2 separate regions of the Homo sapiens genome follow, and region 2 is linked to region 1. A link is a contact called in ENCODE Hi-C or POLR2A ChIA-PET data. All regions are on one chromosome and are shown on one strand. The core of a region is the stretch at or near the end of the contact, and the rest is flanking DNA. Distances in the headings are between cores, read along the strand shown. Region 1 overlaps SLC44A3-AS1 (SLC44A3 antisense RNA 1). Region 2 overlaps LOC105378861 (a long non-coding RNA gene).

Evidence for each region. A loop is a pair of places that touch in the nucleus more often than their neighbours do. ChIA-PET counts read pairs that join two places held with the same protein, here RNA polymerase II (POLR2A).
Region 2: a map of heart right ventricle shows a loop between it and region 1 (6-fold over the local background). The contact joins two enhancer-like sites. A Hi-C loop is called at or near these places in 1 of 168 maps with a recorded cell type or tissue (heart right ventricle). POLR2A ChIA-PET finds 5 or more read pairs at or near these places in 3 of 52 experiments (H1, RWPE1 and activated T-cell).

The regions. Positions count from the first base shown.
Region 1 is chr1:94,674,100-94,679,211 of GRCh38, reverse strand. The region is part of intron 3 of SLC44A3-AS1 (SLC44A3 antisense RNA 1); the gene reads left to right. It also overlaps the pseudogene PGBD4P7. Among named protein-coding and RNA genes, the nearest start is that of MIR378G, 69 kb to the left of the region's middle. Within about 2 kb of position 2,336, at least 7 of the 41 ENCODE cell types and tissues checked have a DNase peak (open chromatin) inside an H3K27ac peak, as active enhancers do.
Region 2 is chr1:94,603,930-94,609,041 of GRCh38, reverse strand. The region is part of intron 1 of LOC105378861 (a long non-coding RNA gene); the gene reads right to left. Among named protein-coding and RNA genes, the nearest start is that of MIR12133, 63 kb to the right of the region's middle. RefSeq lists enhancers at 1-31, 32-532, 2,448-3,647. Within about 2 kb of position 3,186, at least 5 of the 41 ENCODE cell types and tissues checked have a DNase peak (open chromatin) inside an H3K27ac peak, as active enhancers do.

The DNA.
Region 1 (5,112 bases), core at 1,087-3,586:
CATCATTCAAGTTAACATAGCATAAGGCAAAATACATATTCCATAAGGAGATTAAAGGTAGTCAAGACCACAGTTGGTTGAAAGGGTAGGAAAGGCTTTAGGGTGGGCTTGAAAATGAGCGGGATTTTGAGGGTTGAGTTAGGGGAGTGGTAGATGGGAACATCATGTTCTCGTACAGGGAACAGTGAGCATGATAAGGAGGTAGAGGGCAGGTGACCCTGGAGTTTGGGGAACTTTGGGACATCTGATTGGCCACAGCATAGCATTGGAGCAGGGCAGTAGGGGTGGTGGGCTTGTCACTGAGGGCCCAGAACTCTCTGTCCTTAATTCTTCAGGAGGTTCTGGAGAGGTTTATAGTTTTGAGGAGGAGAAGGACATACATGACCCATTCTTGGCAACAAGACATTGCAGGATGCTGATATTCAGTTCGGACACAGGAATTTTCCCCACTTCATCCAAATGCCCTGGCTCTGGCTCTGTGAAGAGGTCAGAAAAACACTGGGGACTGTCTTTCTTCAGAAATACTTTTGGACCATCGAAGTTTTCAAGGAGATAAACATCCTTATGACGTTTCTGGTGGTCCAGGCCCATCTGGCCGAGGAAGTACAAAGATACATGAAGTTTAGGCACACTGGAGGGGAATGTTTGCTAAACATTCTTCATTCTTCAGAAAGGTTCAGGCTCAGTTCAACTTTGGGGGTGAGGCTTGAACTAATGTTGATTTTATCAGCACCTGTTTGCTCCAAGACTGCAGAAGAAAGATTGTTTGTATTCCTTCTTACGGTGCTGCTGGAGGAAACAACAATGACCATTTATTGGGTGTGTCCTATTACGTCCTCTGTTAGGCAGTTATGTATACTTTTTTTTTTTTTTTTAATTGAGACAGAGTCTTGCTCTGTTGCCCAGGCTAGAGTGCAGTGGCGCAATCTAGGCTTACTGCAACCTCTGCTTCCCGGGTTTAAGCGATTCTCCCGCCTCAGCCTCCCGAGTAGCTGGGATTACAGGTACCCGCCATCATGCCCGGCTAATTTTTGTATTTTTGTAGAGACCAGGTTTCACCACGTTGCCCAGGCTGGTCTTGAACTCCTGACCTCAGGTGATCCGCCCGCCTGGGCTTCCCAAACAGTTATGTATACTTTCACTAGTCTTTTCACAATTTTGAGAGGTAGTTTTAGAGGTGTGTGGTACCTGTTGTTTTCGTCTGTCCAGCAAGCTTTTCCGTTCCCCTGATATTTGTGGCCATGTGACCTGGGGCTGGCCAATCATAATCACTCATCCCCTGGCCACAGTGATTGGACCAGGGAGTGGGCACGGGACCCAATCTACACCAATCCCTCTCCTTTCCTGAGACTGATCCCTTGATGCAGGGAGAGAGAAGTACTTTCTGCCTGGGTCGCTACACTGAGGTTGCCCCGATTGCATGACAGTTGTACTGCAGCTCAGTCCTGCTTCCTTTATTTTCTTAGAGGTGTTGTTCCTGAGCACTGGCTTCAAAAACCTTGCTGCTCATTTATCTTGTCTCACGGTGGTCTCCCAGGGAACCAACCGAAGAGGAGGAGGAGGAGAATAGTGGTGGGGGTGGGTTGTTGACGTCTGACTTCAGAGAATTTTTCTTTCATCACACAATAAAATTAATAAAATAAAAAGACAAGGATTCGGGATGCCCTCGGAGTTCATCCATCATATTTTCAAAAGGAAATTTCAAGCCAGCAATCTTCCCATCAGCTTCAAGGAGTATTTTCTAGAATAGTTGAAGGGTGGTTTTGCCTAAAACCTGGGGGTTGGCATAGGTGGCCTTTCAAGGAGGCTTCTAGCTTCAAGTTTCTGTCAATTATGCTTTGCATATCTAAGAGCTGTTTGGGCTGGAGAATTTCAAAGAAATTTTCAATGTGCCAGGGTTGAGATTCAGCGTCTTTTTGCTGAGCGGGCATTGATGAGAAATGCCTCTGAACTCGCAGGGGTGATGCAGCCCCCTGGCCAGCCTGCCAACTCTACATACTCTCATTGCTCCAGCGCTGACACGCTTGCTCTTTTTAGGTCTAATATGGGCAAATCTATAGCAAGCATTCCAAAAGCTAAGACACTTTTAACTCTCTCCAGAGCAGCCAGAGATCCTCATAGCAAAGCCAGGTAACCCCAGGGGCCAGGGGCACCTTACACACTATCCCTGAGGGGCCGAGCTGGCTGAAATCAGCCTGCACCCTGCTTGCCAGCCGTGCGCGGGGACACTGTGTCCACTTGGAAGACTGAATGCCTTTCTCCAATTTCACACTGACTACTTCCTCCCTGCCAAAAGCACACCTTCCCTCCATCTGAAGATATAAAAGGAGCTTGGGGCCCCAGCATGAACAATTGCCAGGGCCTGGGACACACCTGTCATGGGCAGGTTTGTCCAGAGTTCACAGAGCATAAAGACTTAATCTGCTTTCACATTAAATAGGCTGATCGGATACGACAACAATTTCCCACTGTTCTTTGAATGGCAAACAGGATTTAGAGCACAAGGGAAGGAACTTTTTTGTATATATAACTTTTCATGCAGAAAGTTCACAGAGTTTACCTGTAATCTTAGCTCACAATCAGGCAAAAGGATTACAGCTGGGCATGTAGAGCTTATCAAAAAGCTCAGAGGGAGACCAAAGGAGGGCAAATGCAATTTTTTCTTTCCTTTCTTTTATGCCCATGTCAAAATGCACGCGTTGGTCAACATCTTGAAAACTCTCCAGCGGAGGTAACTCTACCTTCCTGTACCTTCATGCCCGGCTTCTTCTACCATCCTGTACCACCTTCCTGTACTACAACTATTAGGTAGGTGCAAAAGTAATTGCAGTTTTTGTCTTTAAAAAAAAAAAAAAGGCAAACACCGTAATTACATTTGCACCAACCTAGTACTTGAGGATGATGATAGAACACTGCCAGAGGAGTACTGCAGCCCCAGCCTCATGGCCAGAGCACCTTGGTCACTCCGAAGGGGCAAGTAGGCCTTATGTAAGGAGCAGGGCAGGCCACTTCTGGTGAATTGCATACCTTGCAGTGAGACATGGGCTGAGGGTCCCGGGATTGGTGAGAAAGGTTAGCATGTTTGTGCCCCAAATCTTCAGTCTGAGGAGGACGGGAAGAACCTCTCTAGAAACACTAAAGTCAATGGGAAATGAACTTGGGCTTGAGTTATTTTCTGATCAATTTGATTTAAATATAATGTTAATAAAAAGAATACATAAAACTAATAGCCTGAATGACAGACCCAGTGGATATGACTTGCTTGGGGAATTCGAGTGACTCTGGCTTTGAGTTTAATATGGCTTTTATTGAAGAAATTTTTCTTTAATGGTAAAGAAAAGAAGTAAATCACTAACACCTTAGCAAGAGTGAGTTTGTCATCTGGAATCAGGGGAACAAGAGGAGAGAGCTGGGAGTTGTGTGGGAGTTAGGATGAGGGTAGACAGGAATCTGGAAGTGAAGGGGAAAGGCCTAATAAGGGAGTTTGTTCCCATCCTGCAAGCTCGACTTTTTCATGAACTTTTTCAGAGTTAAAAGAGCACACTATATTCAGTCCTAGCCTCTGTTTTGTAGCCGAAGTGTTGGGAAATGTGCATTTCCTTGTTTCTGCACAATAGGGGTGCCTCAGACCTCCAGACATAAACAATGTATCCCGCAGGCCAATGCTTCTGAGTCAGGTTTGGGCTACAGGATCCCACCAGAATCAAGGAACAGCCAGCCTTACTGAAAACTAAGCCACCCTGAGCAAATCCATTTTGAATTCCAAAGTTAATGTGAAGCACCTATGAAAATAAACATAGGCAGAAGCAACTGTTAGAGGGAACACCGTTGCTCTATTTGTTCTGTGGGGGCTAGATACCTAGAGGAAGCTCTCCTCCTACAAACAGAATAGACTATAGGATCTGGAGAAAAGAGGAAACAAATCAGCCAGAGAGTATGTAGCTCTAGATTAGTTGGGCTTCTTGTGTTCCTAAATGTTTTTCTTCACAAAAGCCCCTTGATCATGTGGCAGTCCATCTACCCGTCCATTTGCCCATCAATCTATGCATCCACTCATCCTTCCATCTATTCACTCATCATCCATTCATCCACACATCTATTCATCCACCCATCTCTCCACTTATCATCCAATTATTCATTCATCCATCCATCCACTCATCTATTCATCTATGATCCACTCACTCATGTATCTATTCATCCACTCATCTATCAACCCATCATCCATTCATCCACCCATACATTCACTTATTCATCCAACTGTCTGCCCATTATCTACCCACCCATCCCCCCTACCTATCCCCCTACTCATCTACCTCTCCATCCATCCCCCAAACACTACTTGATACCCATTACATGTGCCAAGCTAAGGACAGCTGGTCAAACATACTTATCTACTCACTGGGTGGGCAGGAAGTAGGGTGTTCTCTTTGGTAAAGGAAATGGCTGACAGACATAATAAGGCTCAGTAAGATGCAGTAGAGCATAGAGATAAAAAACACAGGCTTCATCATTAGTCCATCACTTTCTAGCTATGCAGGAAAGTTACCTAACTTCTCAGCACCTCAGTTCTGAGGTGAAGGAATAATAGTTCCTGCTTTACAGGGTCGTGGTAGGAATTAGATGATTCAATGAAAGCTAAGTGCTTAGCACAGTGCCTAGCACATATGATGTGCTCAATAAATTTTAGCTTGTGTTATTAAAAGTAGAACGTCTGGAGAACCAGAGTGAATTATGTAATCTAAAGAGGCAGCGGGAAAGGGGTTTCTTAACCCATTTCCCATTTGCCCCGGAACACTTGCTGCTGCAGAGTTTACCCCAAGATAACTCACAGATTACAGTCCTAATCTTACCACCAAAGTTTGCCACAGAATATTTCGCTTTTATTATTATTTTTGCATCGCTGTGGTATATTGACTTTGGAAAAAAATACATCATTCCATTTATAGCATTCTGTTTTTAGTAGTGGTGTTTCCGTTTATAAAATATAGTCATTCTTGATCACGGAAAATGTCAAATCCTAGAAAATGTAGCATTCCTATGCATAATGTTAATTCTGTGGTGAGCTTATGGCACTGAAATGGTGTGACAAGAAGGAGGTGACAATGTTGTCAA
Region 2 (5,112 bases), core at 1,937-4,436, 71 kb after region 1:
GAAACTTAGATCAGGCCTGCAGCTCCAGGACACAACTGCTTATGCGCCTCTGTGCAGCCACACCTGGCTGCCCAGCTCATCAGCTCTAACTCTGTGTTCTGAGGAAATCTCCATTCACCGAGTCCTGCACCTTAACTCAGTTCGATGATGGGATGAGAAGGACACAGTGTGGGGCCTTGATAAGAGAGGAGGCCCCTCAGGCAAGCTTGGGCCACAGTGGCCGAAAGAGCCTTGCAGTTACCAGCAGAACACTGCAACTCACTGACCCTCACTTCTTGCTTTCCTGTCTGCAGTCGAAGCCCTGATCCCTGCTTCATCATTCACACACAGACCACGTGTCTCGAAGTTCCAAAGTTAGCAATGGCCGGTCCTTTCCAGACCCATTGGTTTACACAGCCTACACCCCAAATTCTACCTGTCTTTGTTCTCTGTTTCCTGTAAGACTGTGTGTGGGCCTCACCTCCTTGGCTAACTAGACTGGAAGCTCCTGAAAGGCAGGGGCCTCTCACCCGGGTTCTTTTTTCCTTCTCAGCACTCAGCAATCTGCTTGGAGCAAGGCTTATAGATCACTTTGTTGATTGTTACCAAAACATGGACTTGGCCAGTTCTGGGTAAATCTTTAACTTTCAAGGAGCCTGTGAGCAGACGAATGTCCGAAGGTGCTAAAGTTGTATGACTCAACAGATACAAACACAGATGGGGTTGGGTCATTCCTTATTCCACAGCTGGTGCTCTGTCACCTGGGTCCATATCCTCCCGATAAACAACCTGGCTGAAAAGTAAGAGCTGAAGGGCTAAGAGGGAACTGCAGGCCCAAGGCCCAAGGAGGAGACGGGGGAAAACAAGAAGGGAGGGATTAAGAAAGAGATCCACAAAGAGGAAGGGGGAGAGGCAGGCAGAGAGAGATTAGAGCAAAAGAGACAGACAGGAACACAGAGAAAGAGGGAGAGAAACAATGGAGAGCAAGAAAGGTCAGAGGTGCCGAGGGAGGGTGGTAGAAAGCTCAGGCGGTCTGGGATCAGGTCACCAAGCCATGATTTGTCCTAATAATTGAGCACCTGCTACATGCCAGGAGTTGTGCTAGGCCCTGGACATGCAGTGGTCAAGAAGGCAAGCCCATTCCTCAAGGAGTTTATATTCTAATGGAGGACTGATGATAAATAATATGCAATAAGATGTGTTGAAGAAAAATAAAGCAGAGGCCAAGGATGTTGGGAGTCAACGTCCTGTAATCCTAGCACTTTGGGAGGACAAGACGGGTGAATTACTTGGGCCCAAGAGTTCAAGATCATCCTGGGCAACATAGCGAGACCCTGTCTCTATGAAAATTAAAAAAAAAAAAAGTATTAGCCAGGCATGGTGGTACGTGCCTGTAGTTCCAGCTACTCAGGAGGCTGAGGTGGGAGGATCACCTGAGCCTGAGGCTTCAATGAGTCATGATCACAAAACTGCACTCCAGCCTGGCTGATAGAGCAAGACCTTGTCTCGAAACAAAACAAAGCAAAATAAAGCAAGGTGGAAGTCTACTCTCAAGTAGAAGCAGAATTTCACTTAGAAGATTTGACTCCTCATCCAGTGCTCATGTGAAAGACCAAATGCACCAGACCATCAAGGAGATGGTTTTATTCAGGGTATTGCAATAGGGAGAATGTTCATGAAAGGAGAATGTCTCAAAGAAAAGGAAGGGGCCCCGGGGCTTTACACAGGCAGGTGAACAAAGGAATCTCACAGGAATCTCTAGAAAGGATGGAGGCAGGTCTTACTTGAAATATTGGAGGGCAGGATGGTCCTTTGAGATTTTGCCATGGAACACAAAAGGATGGGGGTGTTTTGGAAAACAAAAAGGTAGGGGATTTCTTAAGCTCAGGTAAAGTTTAACCTGTCCCTAATATCCTGCCACCTCCATTTTTCTAAACACTAAGTATGGTCACTTTGTTGTGCTCATTTGCTTCTTACCAGCACCGTAACATGGAGTTCCTTCAGGCAGCACACAAGCCCTTTGTGATCTGATTTCTATCTGTTCCCAATTAGCTGAGGTAGGGAAGCACACAGAGAACACACGAGAGGATCTTGTAGGCCAGAACACCCAGTGTCTCTGCACACCTCCCATTGGCCAGAATGCAGTCTCGTAGCATCCTCAACTGAAAGGGAGGCTGGGAGGTATCACCTAGCTATTTGACCAGGAAGGAGGAAATGGATGTTAGTGGTCACAGCTAGCCAGCTTTGTTGCATGTGCTGTTCCCTCTCTCTTTAGAAATGTCCCTCTGCTTCCTTCCTCGCCTTTCTCTGATTAGAGGGCGCCGGTGCACCCTTCAGGTCATCTAAGTGTGTCTTCCTTTAGGAAATCTTTCTTGACCACCAGTGTGGTCAGTACTCCTTGAACGCCTCTGTAGCACCCAGAATATTTTATAGCACTAACCATATGACTCACATTGTTCACTTTCTCATCAGTCCCCTACATGACACCTTGAGGTCCCTGACATTAGAAGCTGTGCCTTTTGTCTTTCTGTACTCAATGCCTAGTGCTGTTTGGCATTGGATTGTAGGTGATCAATAATGTCTGTCAAATAAATGAATGGCTCCTGGATGGCTTCTAAATGGCCAGGATCTCCAGATGTGCTCCAGAAGGATAATTTCAACCAAGAAGAAGACACAGAAGTTTCCACAGTCACCCTAATAGCTTTCGTTTGCCATCTGGGCCTGGGTCAGTTATCACACTGGGACCCCAGGAAGAAGCTTAGTGTTGTGGATGTTAGAGATGCAAAGAGAGCTCAGGTGCCTTATTTTGAGCTCAGCCCACTAACCGTCTTTACAGCTTGATTAGCCTTTAGAGAGAAAACAGAACTTTGGCCTCAACTTCCTGGCAGGTAAGGAAAGAGATTAGCAGATGCCCATTGTGTGAACCCGGCTAAGACTACAGCCAACTCGGAAGCAAGGCGATGGGCTGGAATGGCTCCTATCCACATGGTATTTTGGTAAGTTAAGAAAAGTTACATAGTGACACACTCTGGTACAGCTTCTGTGATCCCCACATTGCTCTCAGCCAGTTTGAGTCAGGACCAAAGACAGTAAAATCTTATTAACACAGGAGAGAAAGACTGAGTCATTTCCGTAATGACTGCCTCACAGCAGGAATCATTACCAAGCCTGAGAGCGAGAAAATGGCGCTCTCTTTTTATGTGGAATTGTTGGCTGGAGTCTCGCCTTTATGACTTTTGAAGAAGGAATTATATGGTTCATACATCCAAGAACAAATAAAACAGGGTTGCCGGCCGGGCTCGGTGGCTCACGCCTGTAATCCCAGCACTTTGGGAGGCCGAGGCGGGTGGATCACGAGGTCAGGAGATCAAGACCATCCTGGCTAACATGAGAAACCCTGTCTCTGCTAAAAATACAAAAAAAATTAGCCGAGTGTGGTGGTGGGCACCTGTAGTCCCAGCTACTCGGGAGGCTGAGGCAGGAGAATAGCATGAACCCAGGAGGCGGAGCTTGCAGTGAGCCGAGATCGCGCCACTGCACTCCAGCCTGGGTGACAGAGCGAGACTCTGTCTCAGGAAAAAAAAAAAAAAAAAAGCAGGGACGCTACCTCATGGTGTGTGAGTAGTCAGACAGCAATGATACCAGGACCTGGCATCAGTGGGGCAGAGCAGAGCGGGGTGGTGTTGAGGAGGGCCTGGGAGGAGTTGGGTATCTGCAGCTCTTGGGCCTGCCGAGGTCCCCTTGCCACCTCCAGTATTTGTGTTTGAGGTTCATTAGGGCCAAGCGGGTCAGGAAAAGGAATAGAACATAAATTTCATAGCTTTACATGGTTGACTTGGGCTCTGTAAGTGGTAAACCCAATGAAATAAAGGTGAATCATGCCTTTTGAATCCTATGTCTTTATTTAGGTTCCGGTGCTTCTCTTCCTGGTTGGGCTGGTTCTTATCCAGGCCTTTTGAGGGCCATGGAGGGTGTCTGAGGGCACAACAACAGGCCTCCTTTAGGGACACTATGGCCTCAGGACCTTAATTCCCAAATGCTTCTGTTCTCTTTAGCTCTCCTCACAAGAGGGGAAAACTGCTGCTATCTCTCTTCTGTGGAGTTGTAGGTATGTGCCTGCATTAAGCAGAAACATTGAGCTGCTCAGATGATGATGACGATGATAGCTAACGGTCATTGAAACTTACAATGTACTAGGCACTAAGTTAGGGTATTTACATGCAAGATCCTGTTTAAATCTCATAATCACTCTATAAAATATGTACTACATCCACTCATTGTTTTAGGTGGAAAACATCCTGGTGGGGAAGATTCTGAGAAATTCAGCTCCAAAATAGAATCATACTAAGAAACCCACCTAGAAGTCCTGGCAAGGATGTGCTTCTGAATTCCATCATCATTAGTGGTTGTGCCCTGGGAACCAGCACAAGCTCTTTCTTCAAATTTCATTTCAAATTTTATCACTTTTCAACACCCCCACTGTAACGACTTTAATCCACTTACCATCATCTCTCACCTCAGCTACGAATAATAACAGATATTTTTGAGATATTCTTGGGTACCAGGCATTGTTCTACACACTTTACATGTGTGTTATGCCTTAATCTTCATGGTAACACAACAAGGTAGGACTCATGATGGAGACCGCTGCATTGCACAGCTCTGAGTGGCACTGTGCACGCTGCACTCGTCGGACTCCAGGGGGAGATTCTGGAGTTGTACAATGTGGTAACCCTATTACATCTCCATTTTATAGATGAGAGAAGTGAAGTGCAGGTGAGTTATTTAACTTGTCCATGCTCATGCTGCTCATCAATGGCAGACATGCTTCAAACCCTGGCAGTCTGGCCCTGGAGGCTTCCCCACTGTGTTATACTGCCTCTCCGTCCCTATACTAGCCCCCTGGTTGGGGCCTCTGCTCTTGCTCTTCTGTATTCTCCAGTGGCTAAAGTGATCCTTTTAAAGCACATAAACAATATAAGGACTCAAAACTCTCCAATAGCTTCCCATCAATCCTGGAATACAATCTGAACAAACTTCATAGCATGCCCCATGAGGCCCTATGTGATCTTCTCCTCACCCCATGCCTCCAGGCTCCTGTGTGACAACCTTCTCCCAGCTCACTATATTTTT